2 separate regions of the Homo sapiens genome follow, and region 1 is linked to region 2. Evidence: chromatin loops called from intact Hi-C (ENCODE). Cell type or tissue: Caco-2. All regions are shown on one strand. Each heading gives the region's core, and the rest is flanking DNA. Links, peaks and the distances in the headings are about the cores only. Region 1 overlaps SMARCAD1-DT (SMARCAD1 divergent transcript). Region 2 overlaps SMARCAD1 (SNF2 related chromatin remodeling ATPase with DExD box 1).

Region 1 (12,116 bases), core at 2,071-10,070, 130 kb after region 2:
AGCTTGCAGTGAGCCGAGATCGCACCACTGCACTCCAGCCTGGGCGACAGAACAAGACTCCATCCCCCCCCCCCCAACAAAAATAAATCAAAAAAGCAAAGAGTTAACTGGACATGGTGGCATGTGTCTGTAATCCCAGCTACTTGGGAGGCTGAGGCAGGAGAATTGCCGGAACCTGGAAGGCTGAGGTTGCAGTGAGCTGAGATCAAGCCACTGCACTCCAGCCTGGGCGACAGAGGGAAACTCCATCTCAAACAAAACAAAACAAAACAAAACAAAACAAACCCAAAATCTGAGACTGGGTAATTTATAAAGAAAAGAGGTTTAATTGGCTCTCAGTTCTGCAGGCTATACAGGAAGCATGGTGCCGGGCATCTGCTTGGCCTTGGGTGAGGCCTCAGGAAGCTTACAATCATGGTGGAAGGCAAAGAGGGAGGCAGTGTATTATATGGCAAGAGTGGGAGCAAGAGACAGTGGTGGGGGGTGGGGGGAAAATGTGCCCCACACTTTTTATGTTTTTTACATTTTATTTATTTATTTATTTTGAGACAGGGTCTTGCTTGGTTGCCCAGGCTGGAGTGCAGTGGGATGATCTTGGCTCACTGAAGTCATGAACTTCCAGGCTCAAATAATCCTCCCACCTCAGCCTCCTGAGTAGCTGGGACTACAGGTGTGCAGCACCAAGACCGGCTATTTTGTTTTATTTTTGTAGAGACAAGGTATTGCCATGTTGCCCAGGCTGGTATCAAACTCCTGAGCTCAAGCCATCTGCGCAACTCAGCCTCCCAAAGTGTTGCAATTACAGGCGTCAGCGACAGCTCCTTGCAGCCACACACTTTTCAACAACCAGATCTCATGAAAACTCTCTCACTATTGTGAGGACAGCACCACATCATGAGAGATCTGCCTCCAAGATCCAATGACTTCCCACCAGGCCTCACCTCCAACATTGGGGATTACAATTCAACATGAGATTTAGAGGGGAAACATCCAGACTATATCACTGGGTGAGTCAGTGAGTGATTGGTGTGTGAATGTAAGGGCCCAGGACATCACTGTACATTAGCATAGACTTTAGAAACACTGTACACCTAAGCTACACTAAATTTGTAAAAATAGTAACTGTGCTACAACTTTATGACAGCTAGACGTCACTAGGTGATAGGAATTTTTCGGCTCCGTTATAATCTTATGAGACCACTGTCGTATATGCGGTTCATCATTGACTGAAATGTCATTCTGTAGCCCGTGACTGCATTTCCGTATCAGATTCTTATTACTATTCCTGTATTACTAATATTATTTTCAAGAGACTCAGAGGTGAAGCACACAGATTTATGAGTTAGGACTACTGGCTAAAACCTTACTCTACCATTTCCTAATTGTGTGGCTTTGGGCAGTTAACCTCTCTCTGTGCCTCATTTTCCTATATGTAAAATAAGGATAAAATAGAACCCACATTGTAAGGTTGTTGTAAGGATTAAATGAACTAATTTAGGTATGTATACCACTTAAAACTGCATCTATATTTTTTTGTAAGCACTCTCTAAGTCCCAGCTATTATTGCTGCTGCAAAAACAGCAGTACAGTAGTTCCCCCTCTGTGCGGTTTTGCTTTCTGCTGTTTGTTACCTGTGATCAACTGTAGTCTGAAAATATTAAATGAAAAATTGTAGAAATAATAAATTCTGTGGTCTTCCATTGCACACTGTTCTGAATAGTGTGATAAAATCTTTTGCTATCCTGCTGTCTCCCTCCCAGGACGTGAATCATCCCTTTCCCCAGCATATCCACACTGCGGCTGCGACCGGCTGCCTGCCTGTTATTTGCTTTAGCCCTCTCAGCAGATTGATTGACACAGCATCACAGTTGTTGTATTCAAGCAACTCTTATTTTGCTTAATAATGGCCCTGCAGTGCAGGAGAAGTGATGCTGGAATATTATTAGAATTGTTTTTTATTTTATTGTATTTTATTATTAGTTATTGTTAATCTCTTACTATGTCTAATTTAGAAATTAAACTTTTTCATAGGTATGTATGTATAGGAAAAACATGGTCTATATAGGATTCAGTACTATCTATGGTTTCAGGCATCCACCCGGAGTCTTGGAACATATCCTCCACGAAGAAGGGGGTACTACTCTACTAATACTGCTACCATGTTTGTGTAGTGCTTTAGACATTACATAAGGCTCTCATACCTGAGACCTAAAGAAATCCTGTGGTGTAGGCGTCCCAATGTGGGACACCTTTCCTAATTCACCATCAGGGTAACAGCTGAAACTCCTATAACAAAAGACAGGTTAACAAGGGAAAAGCATAACACATTTACGTTATCAAAGTTTTATGTGACACAGGAGCCTTCAGAAATGAAGACCCAAAGACCCAGGGAAAACTGTTTATTTCTATGGTTAGGTTTGATGAAAAATAAACAGCAGTGTAGAAATATGATTGGATAAAAGAGTATGATCTAATGGTAATAGATTGAGCAGGGGAAACCCAGGAAGGCCTGTCTATTCAGATTCTTCTTGGCCTCTCTGTGCAGGATTCCTTTCCCTAAAGTATGGGGCGGGCAGGTCAAGGCTGCAGTGAGCTGTGATGGCGCCATTGCACTGTAGAGTGAGACCCTAGACCTTTTTTTTTTAAAAAAAAAAAAAGTATGGGGCAGGACCTCCCTGGAATGAGGGTCTTATGACCTACTTTCACAGAAGGTAGGTCAGAGAATTTCTTTTCTTTTCTTTTCTTTATGGCCAGCTCTCACACAGAAAGGTAGGGGAAGGTCAGGGTGACCATCTTGCTTCTGAGGCCCTCCCAATCTCTTTCAGCTCAAAGTTGTTGGGGTAGTATTTTCTGAGCCCCAGCTAATACTAAATACTAAAATAATTTGCAGCTATGTGTATAAAATGCATTTGTGTTACGTTACAGCATTTTGCCATGGCTGCTTGCATAGGAGAGTGCTGAAATGGCCAAAGTAGAGCAATCCCTCCCATTCCCAATGTCACAGAGCAACTCCATTCACTCCTCCCCGCCCTCCCTTCCTTTTTCCTTCTTTCCTTCTCTTTTCATCCTTCAACATCTTGTATACTTGGGGGATCTCATCGTGAACTAAGGGTATGCAGGCCTTGAACTCATGAGCATAGTCTAGCTATATGACAACCATGTGCTGTGTGCTCACTTTTCTTTTCTTTTTTTTCTTTCTTTCTTTCTTTTTTTTTTTTTTTTTGAGACATTGTCTCACTCTGTCACCCAGGCTGGAGTGCAGTAGTGCCATCTGGGCTCACTGTAACCTCTGCCTCCCGGGTTCAAGGGATTCTCCTGCCTCAGCCTCCCTAGTAGCTGAGACTACAGGCATGCATCACCATGCACGGCTAATTTTTGTTATTTTTTGGTAGAGACGGGATTTCACCATGTTGGCTGGGCTGGTCTCAAACTCCTGACCTCAAGTAATCTGCCTGCCTCGGCCTCCCAAAGTGCTGGGATTACAGGCATGAGCCACTGCACCTGGCCCTGTGTACTCATTTTCATTATCACTCCATCAGCTACAGAAACATTGACTTTCTGGTGCAGAGGATGTTTCTTGGATGCTGAAGAAAACACAAGCTCTGGCAGTTCATCACTTTTTTCCTTCTACCTACAAAAACCCTACTTAACCTAAGTATTTTGTAGTCTTTTTTTCCTGCTTTTTTTTTTTAACTTTTTCTTTTTCACGCTGAAAGAAATGAAAAAAAAATTCTAAAATTAATTCCCAAGAAATTGCCTAATTTTATTTTTAATGTGTTTATTTATAATGCCATTAAGTTTTCATAATAATAGGCATTTTAGTAAATTTCACCTAGTTTCATAATCACATAATCATTCTTCTTTTGTTGTTTAGGTTGTTTCTAATTTCTTACTTTATAATGCTGTGAGCAATATTTTGATGTTTACAGCATTCTCTCTAATTTTCTTTCTGTTGGGACAAATTTCCAAGACAACAGTTCTTAAGAAAAAGTGTATGAATATTTTCATAGCTTGAGACCGTCACCTTTTTTCAAAGTATACCTTTGCTAACATTATAGTCATTATAACTAAATTTTGCTCATTTTAATTGTCCTAAAGTCTTGTTTCTAGGAATTCTTTTGCTCTATGAAGATGACCTTTCCAAGATCCTAATGTGCAGGCTTACCACTATAAACTTTTTGACTATTTTTATTGTCTTTTCTAAGGTAAATTGAATATTCAGAAAGTTTGAAATCATTAAACCTTATTTCTGCTTTTTTTTTGGTAAGGAGTTGTGAAAATTAGCTAGAATGTTTGCTAAATTTAATTTTTTTTTTTTTTTTTTTTGAGATGAAGTCTTGCTCTGTCACCCAGGCTGGAGTGCAGTGGAGCAATCTCGGCTTAATGCAACCTCTGTCTCCTGGGTTCAAGCGATTCTCCTGCCTCAGCCTCCCAAGTAGCTGGGATTACAGGTGCCTGCCACCACACCTGGCTAATTTTTGTATTTTTAGTAGAGACAGTGTTTCACCATGTTGGTCAAGCTAGTCTCGAACTCCTGACCTCAGGCAATCTGCCCGCCTTGGCCTCCCAAAGTGCTGGGATTACAGGCATGAGCCACCACTCCTGGCTGCTAAATTTAAAGAGATAAAATAACTATTCATTTAGTTTACTGTATGTCCCTAAGGTCAGGAATAACGTGTTTTTTAGAAATGGTAGATTAACAGCAAATTTTGTTAAACACAAATATTACCTTAAACATTCACTGAGTCTTTCCATTAAATTTTCTCATTTATTCATTTATTTCAGAAAGATGTGGAAGATTATGTGCAAAGGGATATCATTATAAGGGAACACAGAGCTTTCCCTTTAAGAAATACTATTGTGCACTTAAGAAGCCACTGCAAAACTTTTAGAGTGAGGTGTCTTTTAGGAAGCAGAAGAGATATTTCCAAATTTACAAAAGTCTCATGGAACAACGTATAGATGATTATTTATCTACCTCAGAAATGAACAAGAGGGTTTCCAAGTAAATAAGTGTCTTATTTCAAATTTTCTCAAGTCATTAAGACATTAACTTTGGGAGTATATAATTTTCTTCATGGATTTACAGATTATTTAAGGGTCTTTCCTCCACATTTTGAACAATAGATGGAAAGATACTAAGTTATGTGTGAACTGTATCACACATGTATCACAGGAACATGACCATTTTAGTTCCTCAGTTTAACCTACAACTAGTCTCTATTACTTTGACCACTGGATTATTACGTAAGAATTTTAATTTACAGTGTTACTTGATGTCCACTAGGGGGGACCAAACCACGAACAGAATATATGCTTCTATTATTTCTCCAGGTGGTGAAAAACCCAAGCCATTTCAGATGGCCCACTTGAAATCACAAATTAGTCTTCAGTGTTTCCTATTTCTAAAAGGCTAACTCTATCAGGATATACAAGCAAATGTATGAAAATATTGGGGAGTCAATATTAGACATATAATATTTTAGAGTAAAGCTAAAGCTTGCCAAGAGTCTTTGATAACTTGAAAATTTATCAATTCTTAGAAAAACAATAAACTATTTTGAAATTGCTCAACTTTTAATAAATACCACATTTATACATTTTTTAAAAACCTTGACTTATTTGACAAGAAGATGAAGGTGAATTTTGAAATATGACTCTATAATGTAGTATGTGAATGTATTTGGGGTCATGATAAATATACAGAAGATTTTATTGGAACAATGTTGTTTATTGGGACAACTTTATCAGTGAATAACTTAAAATTAATAAAGCCTACAACATTTTTGTAATTCTGTAATTTAAAATGCCATGGTTTGAAAATATTGTTTTCCAAAATAAAGTTCATGTGTATCTTAGGACTCTGTGAATTTTAAGTTCACTATCTCTGTTATTACTTGAAATCTCTGATTTGTAAGATTTTCATGATATGAAGCAGTATATTTTGCATAGTTCACAAAATGTTCTAACAAATGTGAAAGCATTTTCATATTTTGTGAAAATATTACAAGAAAAATAAAAATATTTTATGTCATGTAAGTATAATTTAAGAAACTTAGGTTGCAATAATTTTCAAAATAAAAAGTAAGCACACAGAAAAGTATCACTGTGTAGAACTATAGGTCCTAAACAATTTATTTTTATATGAGCAGCTTGAATTTTACTGCCAAATTCATTTAAAAAAATCAGACAATGTGGAAAATAAAAACATGACTTGTTTAAAACAACAAAAACAATCACGACAAAACCATTAAACCACAAAGATCTATCATGTATCAGATCTATTTCTCTGCAAAATACAGAAAAATATTGCAGAAACTAAATGTCCACTAGATGCCACACTTCCTTTGCTGAGTTAAGCAGTACTTTGACTCCTGACAAGCTTTATGCAGATGCTACTGTATTTGGTAACGGTAACAGGACCCCAACTCAATTGTCTTTTCCCTTACATTCTTTCGCTCCTACTATGATATACCTAATCATCCAAAATTTGCTTAGTAGTGGTACGTTATAAAGTTCTGCTGAGATTCTTAGGCACAAGTACAGAGAATTATATTTGCTGACTTTAAAGATCAAGTCAGAGTTAACATCCCTCATTTTGGAGCACTGTGTGTGTGTGTGTGTTGTGATGACAGCTAAAGACTTTTTTCTTCCGACCATTTGATTTTTAAATTTACATGTTATTTTTTTCATTTTGTATACATATTCTCTATTTCCTCCCTCAAGAAAAACATAGAAAGGCCAATTTTTTAAAAAATATAATAAGGAGAAGTAACTTAACTTTTTGGAAAACTACGTTGAATGAAACTGACTAAATTGTCTTTAGAGACACTGACATTTATTTTGTTTTCAGAGATCATTAAAATGGAAAAAAATAACAGTCTTTCCGTTTTCTTTGACATTTTTCGTAGGTTGAATTCAATAATAAAATGAATAGAAATCAGTAAATAGGAGAAGTACAAGGCATTATCCCACAAGCTCCCACTCCATGTTATGAAACAAGGCTAACAGGACTACTAAGTATTGAGAATATTTACACTGAACTTGAACCACAAGTATTTGATGTAGCTGTGAATTGTCATTTATGACATCTCCATGGAAATTGAACCTGAGATTAGCATTTGATGATATAAAATAAATAATGTATCTTAATCATGTGATAGTGTGAGGCCAGTCTTCTGTCTTCCTCCAGATTACCAGTCACCTAAGCAATTTTTCCCTAGAGCAATTATAACTTTATGGCACTGTGTTTTCCCTACTTCCAAAATCTTTTGAGGATTTCATCACTATATCTAATCACTAAGAAATCTGCAGTGAATTTAAAAAACTGCACCTAATCTGACTTCAGTTGTTGAAGTAGCTAGTGAATTTTACCGCTTAGTGTGTATTTTTTTCTAAATTAATGTGTTTTGAAAATTAATTTTCAGATCAGTCCCTTTCTTTGTAACCCGTATGGAAGACTCTCTCTCTTCTTCACCCCTGTTTCTCTCTGTAACTGACATAAACTAAACTAAACTATTGGCCAATCAATTCTAGAGAGGAGGAAAATACCAAACAGATCTTCAATCTAAAACAACAACGACAACAGCAAACAAAAAGCAAACAAATCAATGCAATTGCTTTGATTGGAAAATCTAGATAATCTGTATATATACAATAGGAGGTTATCAAAATAAATTACCGTTTTTTCATTCCTAGTAATTTTTTCCCACAAACATAGCATCTGTTGTTAAATACTTCATTAAGTGGGAAACTTAAACAATTTGTGGTCATTTTCCCAAGGAAACTTGAAGAAATAAATTAATCCAAACATGGCTCTGTTTAAAGGGCTCAAGTAAACAAAGCGAGATAATTCTGACACCTCCTAAAAGCTGATCTAAGAACAGATTTTGTCTGTAAATTCTAGTGTCTCTATGAGTATCTTTAATAGTATACACTATTAACTATTTAATAGTATACATTAAAAAGCCCAAAGGGCTATTTAGAAATGAAGAAATCTTGGGGACTTGGAGTCCCCAAAAAACACTTTTTCTCCTCATCTGAAAGATGAAAGTATGGTAGAGATACTATAATTTGTCCTGTAACTTATTTCCATTGAATTCTAAGAGTTAAGTGGATTCTGCCTTAATGATACACTTTAACTTTAACCCTCTCATTTTCTAGGAAATGTATCTGTATCAGAAATCATCCAGAAAAAAAATTGCTGGCAGTCAATGTAACTGAGCAGCAAGAATATGGTTTGCATCATCTAGGCATTGAGGAGAATAATAAATGAAGTCCTCAGAATTCTTTTTAAAAGTTAGAGGTAAGATACACGGCTGCACGTTGATGAAAGTTAGAATGTGTTTAGATCTGGATCCTGCTAAAAAATTAGGTCAAGGGTGCAGGGCAGCAGCCTGGTGTATGTCTTGGGGTGGGGGGGATGCTCTCCTTAAGCAATCAGTAATATCTTAAAAATTTAAAACCCTGGCCGGGCGCGGTGGCTCACGCCTGTAATCCCAGCACTTTGGGAGGCCGAGGTGGATGGATCATGAGGTCAGGAGTTTAAGATCAGCTGGGCGTGGTGGTGGGTGCCTGTAATCCCAGCTACTCGGGAGGCTGAGGCAGAGAATTGCTTGAACCCGGGAGGTGGAGGTTGCAGTGAGCCGAGATGGCGCCACTGCACTCCAGCCTGGGCTACAGAGCAAAACTCCGTCTCAAAAAAAAAAAAAAAAAAATTGAAAACCCTAATAGTAGAACACTTCACTGTTCAACTCTTCTAACAATACAGAAGTATTAATAGGATATTTCAGTAAGGTCTCAAGTTGGAGTACAGTAAGTTAGTGTTGATACTTTTTCTATAGGTATGTGTATATTATAGAAGAGTGATTTGAATAATTATATTTTTTATAATAATAATATTCATTACCTCCTTACTATGTATACACATTCCCTCCAGGTCTTTGAGTACAAAAGGAGGACTTAGAAAGTCATAAAGTTCTTTATATCTTTCTCGAAGACAAGAAGGGCCTAGATCTTGGGCACTCAAATTGCCTTTTTGGTTTCCCTGGGTCAGTAAATATCATTATCTGTATTTGCTCTTCTGTGCCTATTGTCCCTCGCCACTACCCTGCCCAACAGTCAGCAGACTCAACCAACTATCTATAAAAATGGTGAGAAAATAGAAGTTAAATCTTTAGCAGTTTACCTCTTAGGTTTAAGATTTGGCCGGTCCTCAAAATTACCCTAAAGGAAATATTACTCTTCCTTCCAAGATCATCACTAAACTGATGGCAAACAAGTTTGAGCTTAGTTGTTTCCCAGAACATATTTGTCCCAAACAATGTCTTGTTGTGAGTTGGCATTCTCACCGGGTTCTCCAAGAAGTGTATAGGTGAACCCAAATTTTGTATGAAATGTTCCACTTTCCTTATGGGATCACCATTAATTCCTTCAAGTCCTTTCTGTCTCTCTCCATCCCAGGTCTAATGCTTAAATTCTTCTGAGACCTTATATGAGGTGAACAGTTCACATATAATAAAAGGATGGAGTCTAATGCCAAATGAATATGGTTATATAAGTGCAAGGTAGAAATAGTCTGAAAAAGATATAAGCTCTGTGGATTTAAAACTGGCCTAATGCATGTAGAGAGATATGAATGTAGCAAGGAAAGGATCATACCTCCAAAATTTTGGCCAAGTCACATCTATAAGGCATCAGACCCAATATATTCCAAAAGAGTACAAAATTGATTAAGAGCTCAAAGTGAAGAGAATTTATTAGTGAATATTAAATGCTAAAATTAATATTTAAAGTCATCGATTATTGTTGATTTTATCACTGATTTTTTTTTGCGAAAGAAATTTTGCAATGTGAAAACAAGGCCCTGCTAGACAATAAAGTCTTATAGTGCTATTAAAATAAAATGGTGGGATATTGGTACAAGGACAGGTATACACATTTATGGAATTGAATAGGTAGCCTATAAAATGGGAAGAATACATGATCATTACTTTGTCTCTTTCTCTTATCACTAGTTATTCCATTTATCTTTAATTTATTATTTTTCTATCCCTCTTTTATCTATCTAATCTATATATTTGTCATGTTTCTTCTTTTTTATTTGAGATGAGCACAGAGAAAACATATATATAAAATCAAGAACTAAAGCCAGCACTATAAAAATATGAATAAGAATTTAAGAATAGGGAGGAATTTTCCTCCACTGTATACGGACAAAAAAGGTCCATTTAGATTGGCTTTGAGCTTCAAGGCAGCCAAAGGGAAAAGAGATAAAGTCCATTATATATTTCTAGTGTAAAAGAGAAAAAAAATCTTATTTTTTCAGGAAAAGCAAGACATCTCCTAGTAAGCTTTACAAGAAATTTCTCACATAGAACTCCATAAAGGGACAACAGAATATAGTGGCACCATCTCAGCTCACTGCAACCCTTGCCTCCCGGGTTCAAGCAATTTCCTGCATCAGCCTCCCGAGTAGCTGGGACTACAGGCACGTGCCACCACACTTGGCTAATTTTTTTGTATTTTTAGTAGAGATGGGGTTTAACCATGTTAGCCAGGATGGTCTCGATCTCCTGACCTCGTGATCTGCCTGCTTCGGCCTCCCAAAGTGCTGAGATTACAGGCATAAGCCACTGCGCCTGTCCCAAGAAACAGTTTTTTAAAAGACTATATCTTAGATTAGGCCAGGCATGGTGGCTCATGCCTGTAATCCCAGCACTTTGGGAGGCCAAGGTAGGTGGATCACCTGAGGTCAGGAGTTCGAGACCAGCCTGACCAACATGGTGAGACCTCATCTCTATTAAAAATACAAAAATTAGCCAGATGTGGTGGCACGTGCCTGTATCCCAGCTACTTGGGAGGCTGAGGCAGGAGAATTGCTTGAACCAGGGAGGTTGCAGTTAGCAGAGACTGTGCCATTGCACTCCAGCCTGGGCGACAAGAGTGAAACTCCATCTCAAGGGGGAAAAAAAAGACTGTATCTTTTTTAGACTGTATCTTAGATCATTTTTCACTAAAAGCTAATGACAAAACAGAAGAATAGAAATTCTTATACAAGAGAATTATAAACTAGTGTTTGCCATATGTGGTAGGCAGGATTCTAAGATGTCCTTCAAGATTCCCATCCTCTGGTGCACACGTTCTGAATAATCCCTTCTGCTTGCATGAGGCTGGGACTTGTGGATATAATGGGACGTCACTCCTTGATTATGTTTCATTACCTGGCAAAAGGGATTTTGCAGATGTAATCAAGGTCCCTAGTCAGTTGATTGAGGGTAGGCCTGACCTAATCAAGTTAAGTGCTTAAATAAGGTGGAGAGATTTTTCTCCTGGCCTTACAGGAGCATGCTGTCATGTTGTGGAGAGGGCCATGTGACACGCAACTGTGGGATGCCTCTGAAAGCTGAGAAGGAGCAGGGCGTGGTGGCTGATGCCTGTAATCCCAGCACTTTGGGAGGCCGAGGCGGGTGGATCACGAGGTCAGGAGTTCAAGACCAGCCTGGCCAAGATGGTGAAACACCATCTCTACTAGAAATACAAAAATTAGCCAGGTGTGGTGGTAGGCACCTGTAATCCCAGCTATTTGGGAGGCTAAGGCAGGAGAATCACTTGAACCTCAGAGACGGAGGTTGCAGTGAGCCAAGATCGTGCCGCTGCACTCCAGCCTGAGTGACAACTGAGAAGGGCCACCACTTGGCAGCCTCCAAGAAAGGAGGACCTCAGGCTTACAACTGCAAGGAACTGAATTCTGCTAGTAACCAGTGAGCTTAGTAAAGGAGCCTGAAACTTAGGTAAGATTGCAGTCCCATTAATGCCTTGACTTCAGCCTTGTAGGACACTGAACAGAGAACCAGCAGTGCCATGCTGGACTTCTAAACTACGGATTCAGGTAAGAAAAATGGGTGTTTTAAGCTGTTAAATTTGTAGTAATACATAACACAGCAAGAGATAACAAATATACTGTGCTTGGAAAACCTACACAGACCAATAAATCTCCTCAAAATATTTGTCCCAACTTTCTACATTGACAAGTAAGGAAATAATCCACAGTAACAACTATTATAGAAGTTGAAAACTGGTGCCCGTGGCCTGAATTCAGCACTAGATGTATACTG
Region 2 (12,116 bases), core at 1,415-9,414:
TCTATGAGAGTAATGTGAAGAAGGCTTGAGAGCAAAAAACTATTAAGAAGGCTTTGAGTTGAGAGACAATAGTGGTCTGTGTTGGACACGGAGAAACTGATAAGATTCACGATCTTCAGGAGGTAGAACCCATTAAGTGTGGGGAGATGAATGAAGAGTTAAGCCTGACTCCCAGACTTCTGGCTTCAATGCTAACAGATTAGTGGTACCATCTATTGAGATTAAAATTTACCAAGATGGCAAAGGAAGTCTGTTTCTGGATATATTAAATTTGGGGCAGCTACCAAATTTTCGAGAAAGAGCCAGTGGTTAGTTAAATAAAGATCTGTATCTTAGGGAAGAGATGTAAGCTGGAGAAAAAGATGCCACACAGGTGACCATCAAAGTCAAAGATGCTGATGAGATTACCTAAGGAAAAGCACATGAAATTGGAGATTAGAAGACTGAGAGCAAAACCTTGAAGAACACCAACATTTAGAAGCATTTAAAAAGACAGAGCAAGAAGAAATGTAGGATGTGGTATCAGAGAAGCCAAGGAAGAAATAATTTCAAAAAGTGAAGTGTTAAGTTTTAACTGCCAAAAAACAATAAACTGGCCGGTTGTGGTGGCTCACACCAATAATCCCAGCATGTTGGGAGGCCAAGGCAAGAGCACTGTTTGAGCCTAGGATTTCAAGACCCGCCTGGGCAACATGGCAGAACTCCATCTCTACCAAAAATACAAAAAATTAGCCGGTGTGGTGGCACGTGCCTGTGGTCCCAGCTACTCAGGAGGCTGAGGTGGGACGATGGCTTGAGCCCGGGAGTCAGAGGTTGCAGTGAGCCAAGACGCCACTGCATTCCAGCCTGGGTGATAGAGTGAGACCCCGTCTCAAAAACAAACAAACAAACTTAATCTTTCACCAATTATAATGAATTTATATAAAATACACCACATGGTAAATAATTTCTATAGTATTTCTCATGGACAGTTCTGAGTAATTAAATACGTAACTATTCACAGTGGTTATAAATGTATAATTTTATTCATAATAGTTATGCTTTGAAGATATGTGCCAGAAACACATGGAGAGGTAAATATTCATCTAATAACATATTCACAATTCGGTAGAAATCTAAAGATGTTACTGTATTGTTGAAGGTTAGTGCCTAAGCATATTATGAGTTTAGTGATAAATAACAGTCAATATTTTCTGAGAAACAGATAAAAAGTAAAATGTGTACTGTGAAGATTCCTAACATGTAAGTCACACAACCATTATTAAGAAAACCAATGTTAGATTATACTAAGTGGATATATTCAAAGTGAAGCTGAAGCACACTGAATCTTTATAAAGCAATTACAGGTTTCTTTTTTTTTTTCACTTAAAAAAGAATATAGTACTATTCAAATATTTTCAAAAGCTGTGTTACACGAGAGGTAACTCTGAAAAAATTAGCATATTGTGATCTAATCTGTCATTATCATATTTTCTGCCACTGAACAGCTTTTTGAAGTGTAAAATTTCCTTCATAGCTGAAACTTCCTAATATAAAAAAAATTACAGCAGACATAAATCACAAATTCACTTAAGCTGTACCAATTTACACATTTAAGTTTGATGTCTTTTTATTTATTAAAAAAATTTTCTTCCTTTTACTTATTTTTTGAGAGCATAAATTAATTATGGTCATTTGGAAGCCACAAGAAAGGGTTAAAAGGTGGGGGTGACCAATCACTTTGAGAGCTGGAAAATTAAAGGAAAGAATAAACATTTATTCTGAATTTTGTATATGAACGGCAACATTTAGAGTGGTAGATGTAAGAAGTTCTTTTATAGATACTTCCTCAACAAGCAGCAATAACAGTATTAAAATATTATTTTTGCAGGCCAGCATGGTGGCTCACGCCTGTAATCTCAGCACTTTTGGGGCCGAGGCAGGTGGATCACTTGAGGCCCCAGGAGTTCAAGTCCAACACAGTGGAACCCTGTCTCTACTAAAAATACAAAAATTAACTGGGTGTGGTGGTGCACGCCTGTAATCCCAGCTATTCAGGAGGCTGAGGCACAAGAATTTCTTGAACCCAGGAGGCAGAGGTTGCAGTGAGCCAAGATCACGAAACTGCACTCCAGCCTGAGTGACAGAGCGAGAGACTGTCTCAAAATAAAAAAAAATAAAATAAAAAGTATTAATTTTGCAATGGCTAATGAATTATGGATCCAGACATGTAGCATCAACAGATGCTAATGTTACAAAAAGTAACAATCAGATATTACTGTCTTCTGATGAAAGAACACATCACTAACTATGTAATAATATTGGTGGGTGCATTTAACCTTCTAATGATCGTTTTACAGAAAGTACTAGTCCAGTGGAACATGTTAAACTACACTGGGGAGGTATAATCAGAAAAGTTTAGACAGGAGAGTTATAGAACAAATGACCCAGTTTCTTTACCAAAAACTGGAAAAACAGAAGGGGGAGAGAGAGAGGGATGAGGAATCTACAGATTAAAAGACCTATCAAGCAATCTTAATAAGTGGACCTTACTTGGATCTTAATTCAAACTAACAAACTATAAAACAAATGAACAAACACTATGGCATTTATGAGACAACTGGAAATTTGAACTCTGAATATTTTGATATTAAGACATTATTGATGATTTTTATTAGATATAAGAATGTTATGGTTTCTTCAGGAGATACACATTTAAAATTATAAGGATAAAATGATGTCTGAGATGTGCTTCAAAATAATATGATGGAAGGAAGTGGACAAGAGTATGGAAGAAACACATGGGGGTTCATTATAACACTGTGTGCTTAAATTTCTTGTAATAACAAAATGGGGGAGGCAATGAAGGGGAGTACAAGGTCATTCTTACTTCAGGACGCTTTAACAGTTAAGGGTTGGTTATGAGATTTTTAACTGAACTTCACTTTTTGGTTATTTTGAAGTTGAAATTTCAGAACAACTCCTTAGGACCCCTTAACACTCCCTACCTCTCCCCTCCCACACAGGTAAACCAACTTTAGAGATGATCAAAATGACTGCTGCTGATTTAGAATTTAGATCTATCTAATAACAATCCACTAACCACGAATGTAAAACAGCAGTAGACAGTTTTTTAAAGGAAAAAGAGTTTAATTGAATGAATTTACTGTGATTAGATTCTGCTGTGACAGTAAACCCAAATATCACAGGTTTAAATAAAGTTATTAATCTCTCATGTAAATAAAAATCTGAGGAACTGATTCAGATTTGGTATGTTGCTTCCAAAATTAAGGATTCTTCTAACTCTGTTGCTTCAATAACCTCAACATCCACCATCATATTGACCCTTCTACCGGCAGGAAGAAACAACACTTTCCAAAAGTTGTAACATACCACTGCTCACATCCCATTGGAATGAACTTTGTCAAACGATCACAAGGGAGGCTAAAACAGTTAGTCTTAATATATTGTGGGTAATGTGCCCATAAGCCCAGCCATAAATCTGATTTAAAAAGCTATAGGGTGGGCATGGATATTTAACAACAACAAAAAAAGAAGAATAGTTTGATTTTAGAAAGTTTGATTCAATATGGCTAGAACTTAGTGGACAAACAGAAAACAACAAATAGTTTCTTGGCATTTCATTAATAATATACACAACACTTGCAATGCAAATTATTGTGAATATCTGCAGCTAATGTTTTTAAAGAGCCAGGCAACTGATGGCATTTAATTTTTAGACTTTCCCATAGGCAGGCACTATAATTACACCCCACTTACAGATATTTGCTTACAGATATGTAAGCTGTTAGAAAATGACAGACAAGAATTCAAAATCAGGTCATCTAGCTTCACTATGTTATTCATCTATCACCTAGTATGCACTTACAAAACCAATGGAATAAAAAAAGTGGCATGCACTGAATTCAGAAACAAGAGACTCAAAATGAGAGAGACAAAAGGATTCTCCAGGATGACAGGAAAATGAAATGCTAAGGCCACTTCCAAATCAGAGCAGGTGATAAGATTCCTGATTTTCTAAAAGAGATGAAACTGACAGATTACCAGAGGTGTCTAAAATCTGACAGGCCCAGGTAATCCCAGCACTCTGGGAGGTGGAGGTGAGCGGATCACTTGAGGTCAGGAGTTCAAGACCAGCCCGGCCAACATCATGAAACTCCGTCTCTGCTAAAAATACAAAAATTAACCGGGTGTGGTGGTAGACGCCTGTAATCCCAACTACTCAGGAGGGTGAGGCAGGAGAATCGCTTATACGTGGGAGGCAGAGATTGCAGTGAGCTGAGATCGCATCACTGCACTCCAGCCTGGGTGACAGGGCAAGACTGTCTGAAAGAAGGAAAAGAAAAAAAAAAAATCTGATGGGAAATTTAGGCAACTGGAAAAGACTTTAGAGTTGACCTAATGACAAGTATATAGGAAAATAAAGAGAAAAACCGAGACAAATAACAACTAGGAAAAAAAATGAGAAAAAAATAAAAATCATGTAGTACACTACATGGTTCATCTATGAAAGGCATTTGCATAGTCATAACAATGTAGACACTAAAAATGATCTTCAAAATTACCATATTAACATATATTAACAGAACTGGGGAACAGAAAATGGGCATGTGAAGTGAGGTAGACAGTGAGAACTAAATCCTATTGTCTATAATATTAAGTTGATAGATAAGACCTACAAATGACAAAAAGTGCATTATAACTATATTACATAAAGATATGGAGGTGATCAGAACAATGAGACAAAAAGTCATGAAAGAAGTTATCTGCAGCATGGGCAACAGGCTGGGGAAAAGGGTGGATATAGATTTTTTTTTGTGGGGGCGGAGAACAAGCCTATAGAATTATTTGTTAATCTAAGTATATGTGTAAATAATAAAAGTATAAACATTAACAAAAAGTAAATAAACAATTTGGGGATGGGGAAAGAGGGGCTCTCACTTAAGGAAAGATGTAAGAACACTCTACTGCCACCATGTTACTGTTTTCTGAACACAAAAATCACTTAATCCTGTAAGTTACTTAACTTTCCCCCAAAAAAGATTTAAGAAATACAAAGTACCCTGTAAATGTGGGATCTATTAGTAAATCTGAAGTTACTGAAAACCACAGAAAAGATGATCCTGCTTACATGGTATGAAGTATACAAATGTATACATAAATAGATGATGCTCAAAACACCTTAAATGGTGGGTATCTTTGGTAGAATTTGGGGTAAACTTTACTTTTTCATTTCTGCACATGCTGTTTCAATTTTAGGTAAAACAAATCATTCTCAAAAAATGATAAATCTTTTTTTCAGGAGGAAGAAAGTTAAAAAGCTAATTGCTACTTCCTGAATAATTACATGAAAAAAACTCATCAATATGGCCCCAATCATATCTCTTCATTAAAAACTCAAGTGACTACTCAAAGGACTTTTTTCTTTCAAAAACAGTCAGCATCTGAAGTATCACTCTCTTGCCACAGTGTGTCACTCTTACTGTACAGATATTTTTGAATTTCCATAGGAAGGAGGAAACTGTTTAAAAGCAGATTTAATTTTCAAATCATTAAATCCCCACTTACCAAAAGACAGCCCTGAGGACAGAATCCCAAGCTTATTCATTATTATAAATACCTGGCAGCAGCCTACAAAGTACTCAAAATGTACTTGCAGATTTTTTTAATACAAACTTATCAAACTTACACAAATTAAAACAAAGCCTGAATATATAGTAATCTTACAAATAAATTCACTGGTGCCACCTTATTCAGAAGGAAGAAATATGTATTACCATGCTTTAAGTGGCCAATTTAGGCCAGGTATTTTACAGAAATCACCAGTTAAACAAAGCAAAGGACCAGATGCAGTGGCTCACGCCTGTAACCCCGGCACTTGGAGAGGCCGCAACAGGTGGATCACCTGAGGTCAGCAGTTCCAGCCCAGCCTGGCCAACATGGTGAAACTCCATCTCTACTAAAAATATAAAAATTGGCCAGGTGTGGTGGCGGGCACCTGTAATCCCAGCTACTAGGGAGGCTGAGGCAGGAGAATCGCTTGAACCCGGGAGGTGGAGGTTGCAGTGAGCTGAGATCATACCATTGCACTCCAGCCTAAGTGACAAGAGCGAAACTCTGTCTCAAAACAAAACAAAACAAAAACCAAAAAAGAAAATCCACAGTCTAGTAGATGAGAGTAACATAATGAGGAGCACAGTGTGTGACATGGACTAAACCTGAGTTGCTTGGTTATCAGCCAAGGAAAACTGGATCTACACTGATCTAAATGTTAACAAAGTAGATGCATATATGAAAGTTTCCAGGTTGAGTTACTGATGCATGTCGCATTGGTCAGCATAAAAACATTACTACTCTGATTAACATATAAAGATGCAACAGAGTAGTATTTTTCACAGACATAATAATATCCCCTCCCTACTGTGTGCAAGGCTAGACAAAAATCCAGTAAGTGGATGGTGAACTGATGCCATCAAATGTGTGAAATTTGGCAATAAAAATTCCAATTTTTACCACAATAACAGTACAAGTTTTTAAACTAATGACATTTTTGGCTTGCTGTATTTCTGAACCCTACTTGATTTAATGATGAGGTTTTCTCACAATAGGCACCTACATTACTGCTATTATGCAGAAAAACTGTAAGTAAAATGGAAAAAATTATGAAGAAAAATTTAAAAACAATATTTAAATTTTGACTAATAAATGATTATAAAGCTGAAGCATAAATATCCTTTTAGGTAATATACTTTAAAAAAAATCAAATTTTCCTCATGTAAAATGAGGGTGACTAAAATCTTGAGTATTTTAGTTTCAAAAAGCATAATTATCTGACAAATAAGTCATAGTAGTATAGAAAGGTAGTAACCTCTAAACTTACTGAAATTAGATTACCAAGTAGGTAATATTAATAAGTATATTATACTTACATTTTATATATATCTACTACACTTATATTACATTTATATGTCTACTACCTTGAAAACAACCCAATGATCTACAACTTTTCAAATGTTGTTTTAAAAGGCACAATATAATTTTCACATTCAAATTACTTTTATAATAAGACAATGAAATACTAATGATTACATTTAATCATTTAATAATCACCAACGTTAAAGAAACCTCACTTTTAACAAAAATTACTATTGTATATATGTACTTTATTCACGGGCTCAAGTATGCATTTTTTAATGAAATATTTATGAACTTTACAGTTTGTAAATAGAAATTCCCCAATTCTTAAGACTAAGTAAGATTAAACAATGATTTCAAGAAAGAGCAGACTATTTGTTAGCAGGTTGTTCTTAATATATTTAATACCTTGTAATTTTCATTAAAATATGACTGAGCAATATGATTAAAACCTCAACTAATTCTCAAGGAAATTTCTAAATATGGCAGCTATCAACACAAAACAATTTTTTTGGCTTTTGTTTCCTTTTGAAGTTGTTTAGAGGTACATTATCAAACCTCACTGATTAACAGGGAAAAAGCAAATTATATAGCTTTTAACTAAAAAATATGCATAATATTGACTTTTGATAATTTTATTAAGATATTAAATCTGCTCTAGGGTAGGGTTTGGGCTAAAAAAGTACTCTATAAATAAATCACATTTAAAATTCTAAAGGTTTTTAAAGTAGGAGCTCAAAGTTCTAAGCAAATTAAAATTTAAAGCATATCTGTATTTACTTGCTAATTTACACTATTAATTTGAAAAAGCTCATTCACCTACTTTGCTGTCTTCACTGAACTCAAGTAGAAAGTTTACTTTTCAGATACATTTAGACTGTTACATAAAATATTTCACATTTGGATGGATGGTTAGAACAAACAATATAGTCTTTATGTTCAACTTTTAGAAAGGGGCAAGATGTTAGGAGGTTTAAGTAAGTAATGCATAATCTCCAAATTCATGTCAAGACTAATTTAAACTCTGCTGATTAATTAGTAGGGGAAATATGCTTTCCACATGTTAAGTTGCTGAATATTTTTTAAAAACATCTGGCACATATACCTCTGGTAAAATTGTATAATTTACTTTTACTATAAGATATTCGGGCAAGTATTTACAGCAACTAAACAAACTAGTGCAGATAATTGCATATCTTATTAAATAAATTAGAATCTCAACAAGCCTGAGCAACCCAACTCTGCAACAACATAAGAGACCATTAAAGATTAAAAGAAAGAAGAAAAGGAAGAAAAGAAGAACAAGAAAGCCCTTCAGCAAATACTTTAACAAATAAATCACTCAGGCAAAGCCAAACAAGTTTTGAAAGGGCCTGCTTTGACAGATGTTCTCTGGAAAAGCAAAGGCTTCAGGCAAAACAAATGGTTTTATTATTATTTTTTAAAGCTATGGAATATTATTAATGTTGTTTCTGTATTTTTCAAATATTTTAATTAAAAAAATGTATTTACAACCATTGTTCAGGGACTCTCCCCTATTGCCACTTCAAGACACTTATCAGGGCATTTAATGCTCATTTAGATTTGTTTCAAGTATAAAATTAACCACAAAAGCAACTTTGCTCCCTAACTTAGGGAATAAAACTTCCTAAAAAATTTTATAAAGCATCAAGAGTCGCTGCATCTTTTAAAGCTGTAAAAAATCATCCATATTGCTTTTACAACAGGCCTATATACAATTCCTGCTATAAAAGCCCACGTAAGGGTTGAAGCAAAATTTAAGAGTTCTTATATTTATCTGTATGAATAAGATTTGATGACTGTTGGCATTCATAAAACTCAAAATGCAGGTATTCTGTATACAACCTGTTTATAGAAAGTCAAATTCCAGAAAATGATCATGCAAAGTGTACTTACCAGTGCTTATGCCTTCCCTTCACCTAACGCTTGAATTATAGGCTTCCAGAAATTTTTCTATCTTTCCAATTAAAAACGCTGCAGCCTGCTACACTCCATAAAATGGCCACGTTGCTTAACCAACAAAAACATGTTAGAGACTGAGCTGTTACTTTTAGAAGAAAAAAAGAAAATAAACAATTGCTTCTTTTGTGGTGAAGCATAAAACACTTAGGCTGGCATTTTGAATCATGGAGCTCCCCTGGCCGTTGCTATTGCTCTTCAAGTAGTTGTAGTAAAATTTCTGCCACATTCTTGCTTTCTGCATGGTGTCTCAGCAGTAACAGATCAGAACAGGCTAGCAAACAACTCCTTCCTAAATGTAAGCTCTAATTTCTTCTTCTGCAGTGAAATGAACGAAGTTTCTATGCAAAGGAATGAGTGACAGTATTCCCAGCCAATCAGCTTGGGTTTTTTCAGGAAAATCACCCCTTAATTCATTCAAAATTAGGTCATATGACACTATTTGAAATACTATTGGCTTACAATGAAAGTAATGTTTGACTTTACACAGGATAAGGCCACCCATCTATGCTTACCTGGGCTGAAGACAACTTGACTATAACCGGTACTGTGAATTAAATACACACACACATACAAGGGGAAAAAAAGAATAAAGCCTTACCAGAGCCTCCCAACTATTAAAGGGCCGGAGTTCTGTTATCTTCTGAGCCTTTTTCTGAGAACACTGAGGAATCAAAGTAAGTTCACCAATTGAAGCATCTTGAAGGAAGTGAAGAATTTTACCTTTATAGCCATCCTCCATCACTTCTTCACCACTACTATAGTCCTCATCTAGTGAACTACCGACATCAGAACCTGAATCATATTCAGAGTCTTCAACAACTCTCTTTGGATTAAAAACATTTTTTTTACGTTTCTTGTTAAAGCCATTTTGTGCTTTCATTGAAAATTTCTGTTTTAGTTTTGTTTTAGTTGCATTTTTAGGGTAATTTTGACTTCTTGAAGAAACTTCTTTTCCATTTGGAACCTCACTTTGTGATACATATTGCATATCTGTATATAAAAGACAAAAACAGTAACTAAATTAGAAATACATAAATATAAAGATAGACTTCAAATAAAAACTTAAAACATTTACCTATTCCTATTGAATACAGAAGAATTCAACGACAATTTATTGTTAAATTTGATACACTTTAAAAATACTTAAGTAGAATTTGAAGTTAAACAATTGTTTCAAAAGCAGGTGATAACTTGTTTTTAAAATGAATTAAATATAAATCTCTGTTTTCTAACAAAGGTCCTGAGAACACAAATGGCAGCTGCGTATCTGTATGATGTCTCAGATATTCCTAGCAGCCCCACTCAACTATGCCAACACTGAAGAATATAGCAGAATGATGCTTACACTACTATAAAGCTTACTAATAAAAAGTGTGTATGTTTCAACTATCCATAATTTTCCAATACTATCTTCAATATTCTAAGTTGCATCGTTACTTAAAAAATTATTCAAATAGGCTGGGCATGGTGGCTCACGCCTGTAATCCCAGCACTTTGGGAGGCCGACGCGGGCAGATCACAAGGTCAGGAGTTCGAGACCAGCCTGACCAACATGGTGAAACCCTGTCTCTACTAAAAATATAAAAATTAGCCAGGCATGGTGGTGCATGCCTGTAATCCCAGCTACTCAGAAGGCTGAGGCAGGAGAATCGCTTGAACCTGGGAGGTGGAGGTTGCAGTTAGCCGAGACTGTGCCACTGCACTCCAGCCTGGGCGACAGAGCAAGACTCCGTCTCAAAAAAAATAAAAAATAAAAAAAATTATTCAAATACAGTATTATCAAAAAGCCCCACTACTTTATCACTGATTATCAGTTTACAGAATTCTAAGATGCCTGTGAATGAAGGTAACACCATTATTTTATGTACCAGTGAGAAAACATGCACCAATCTATAATACAATACTTTATTCAGAAATTTTTACTTACTCAGAAAGCTATTAGACTTACACAGATTATCATACCTTTATTTTTGTGCATTTATAAAAAATAAGCAAAATGAATTGGCTAAAGTATTCCTCAAATGTTTTCACATTCATAACATGGCTCTTCTGACTCATTTTTCAAACTCATATTTGGTGGCTTTCTTTTTGCCACAGAATATCATTTTCTGTGCCATCAACAGTATTGGTAGTATAGCCTTTTAAAACAATTTATTAAAAACAAACAAACAAAAAAACCCAAACCAAAACACCAAAAGCTACCATGCTGGGTTTGCAATTATGAAGAGCTAGTCTACTTGATTCTTCCTTAGGTATGTTACTAAACATGTATGACTCAACTCTTCCTTACCACCTCTCCTCTATCATTTGGTTCCTAGAATTAAGAGTGTTCCAAAATGTGTTCATGCCTATGATACCCTTAAGTTTTTGATGCTAGTGCTTTTGATATCTGTGCAAGTATAGGCTAAGACATCTACATTACAGTAATGACATGATATCACCAATCACAAGATCCATCCTGACAGTTGTTAAAAAGGTTATTTTACACTCAATAAAACATGGCAATTTAAAAGTAGCCTTAACTATTAAGAAAGACTGAACAAATAGAAAAAGATATTTATTGTTTTGTTTTACACTATGATAAAGAACAGGCAGGTCAAAACATTTAAAAACTGGTTGTTAAAGAATGTTTTTACATCATTACTTTCAACATCTTTTGCAATCCCACCCTCTGATTAACAGCTAATAGCTTTTCTTATATACCATTTTCTTATATACTAAAATACAGACTATAATGAGAAGTATGTATTTTCTATGACCCAGAATAATTACCTTGGTCTTCTGCAAACACTTTTAGAGATTCTAAAGCTTCTGTGTACATCCATTCATGTTCCTTGAGTACTTCTCTAAGTTCCTAGAAATAAGTCATTTATCTTTTTGTTAAAAATCTCAAATTAGCAACTTGCAGAAAACGTCTATGCTCTTTTAAAAATAAGTTAATCACCTGAAAACAGAGAATTCACATCTGATTATTTTGCACTTGTTTTTACACTGCTTTACAAATGCTTTCTGTGTAATTTCACCTCCACAAATACACAATAGTCTTCAAAGGAAAGAAAACTTGACATTTTTTTGCATTTCTAATGCTCACTATGAAGTACTGTGAACACTAGAGGATCAAGAAATGTTTTCTCAATTAAAAATGAAATTTCAATATGCAGCTAGGCTTTTACAAACTGCTAACTTCAAAACGTAGTTTCAACAAAGGTAAAGAACCA

The links. Peaks named below come from ENCODE experiments on the same cell type or tissue, not always from the same donor. Only the 100,000 strongest peaks of a DNase experiment are listed, where the experiment ranks them.
Region 1: a loop joins it to region 2, with 8 times the contacts of the local background. A loop is called at or near these places in 3 of 110 quality-filtered maps.

The regions. Positions count from the first base shown.
Region 1 is chr4:94,121,090-94,133,205 of GRCh38, reverse strand. SMARCAD1-DT (SMARCAD1 divergent transcript) reads left to right here. Exons shown (of 9, transcript NR_125922.1): 7 at 8,164-8,305. Among named protein-coding and RNA genes, the nearest start is that of SMARCAD1-DT, 80 kb to the left of the region's middle. In Caco-2, for the core only: a CTCF peak has its summit at 5,291 (motif pointing right); no DNase peak of the experiment used is centred there.
Region 2 is chr4:94,250,388-94,262,503 of GRCh38, reverse strand. SMARCAD1 (SNF2 related chromatin remodeling ATPase with DExD box 1) reads right to left here. Exons shown (of 24, transcript NM_020159.5): 8 at 11,671-11,752; 9 at 9,497-9,888. Among named protein-coding and RNA genes, the nearest start is that of SMARCAD1, 49 kb to the right of the region's middle. In Caco-2, for the core only: a CTCF peak has its summit at 5,465; no DNase peak of the experiment used is centred there.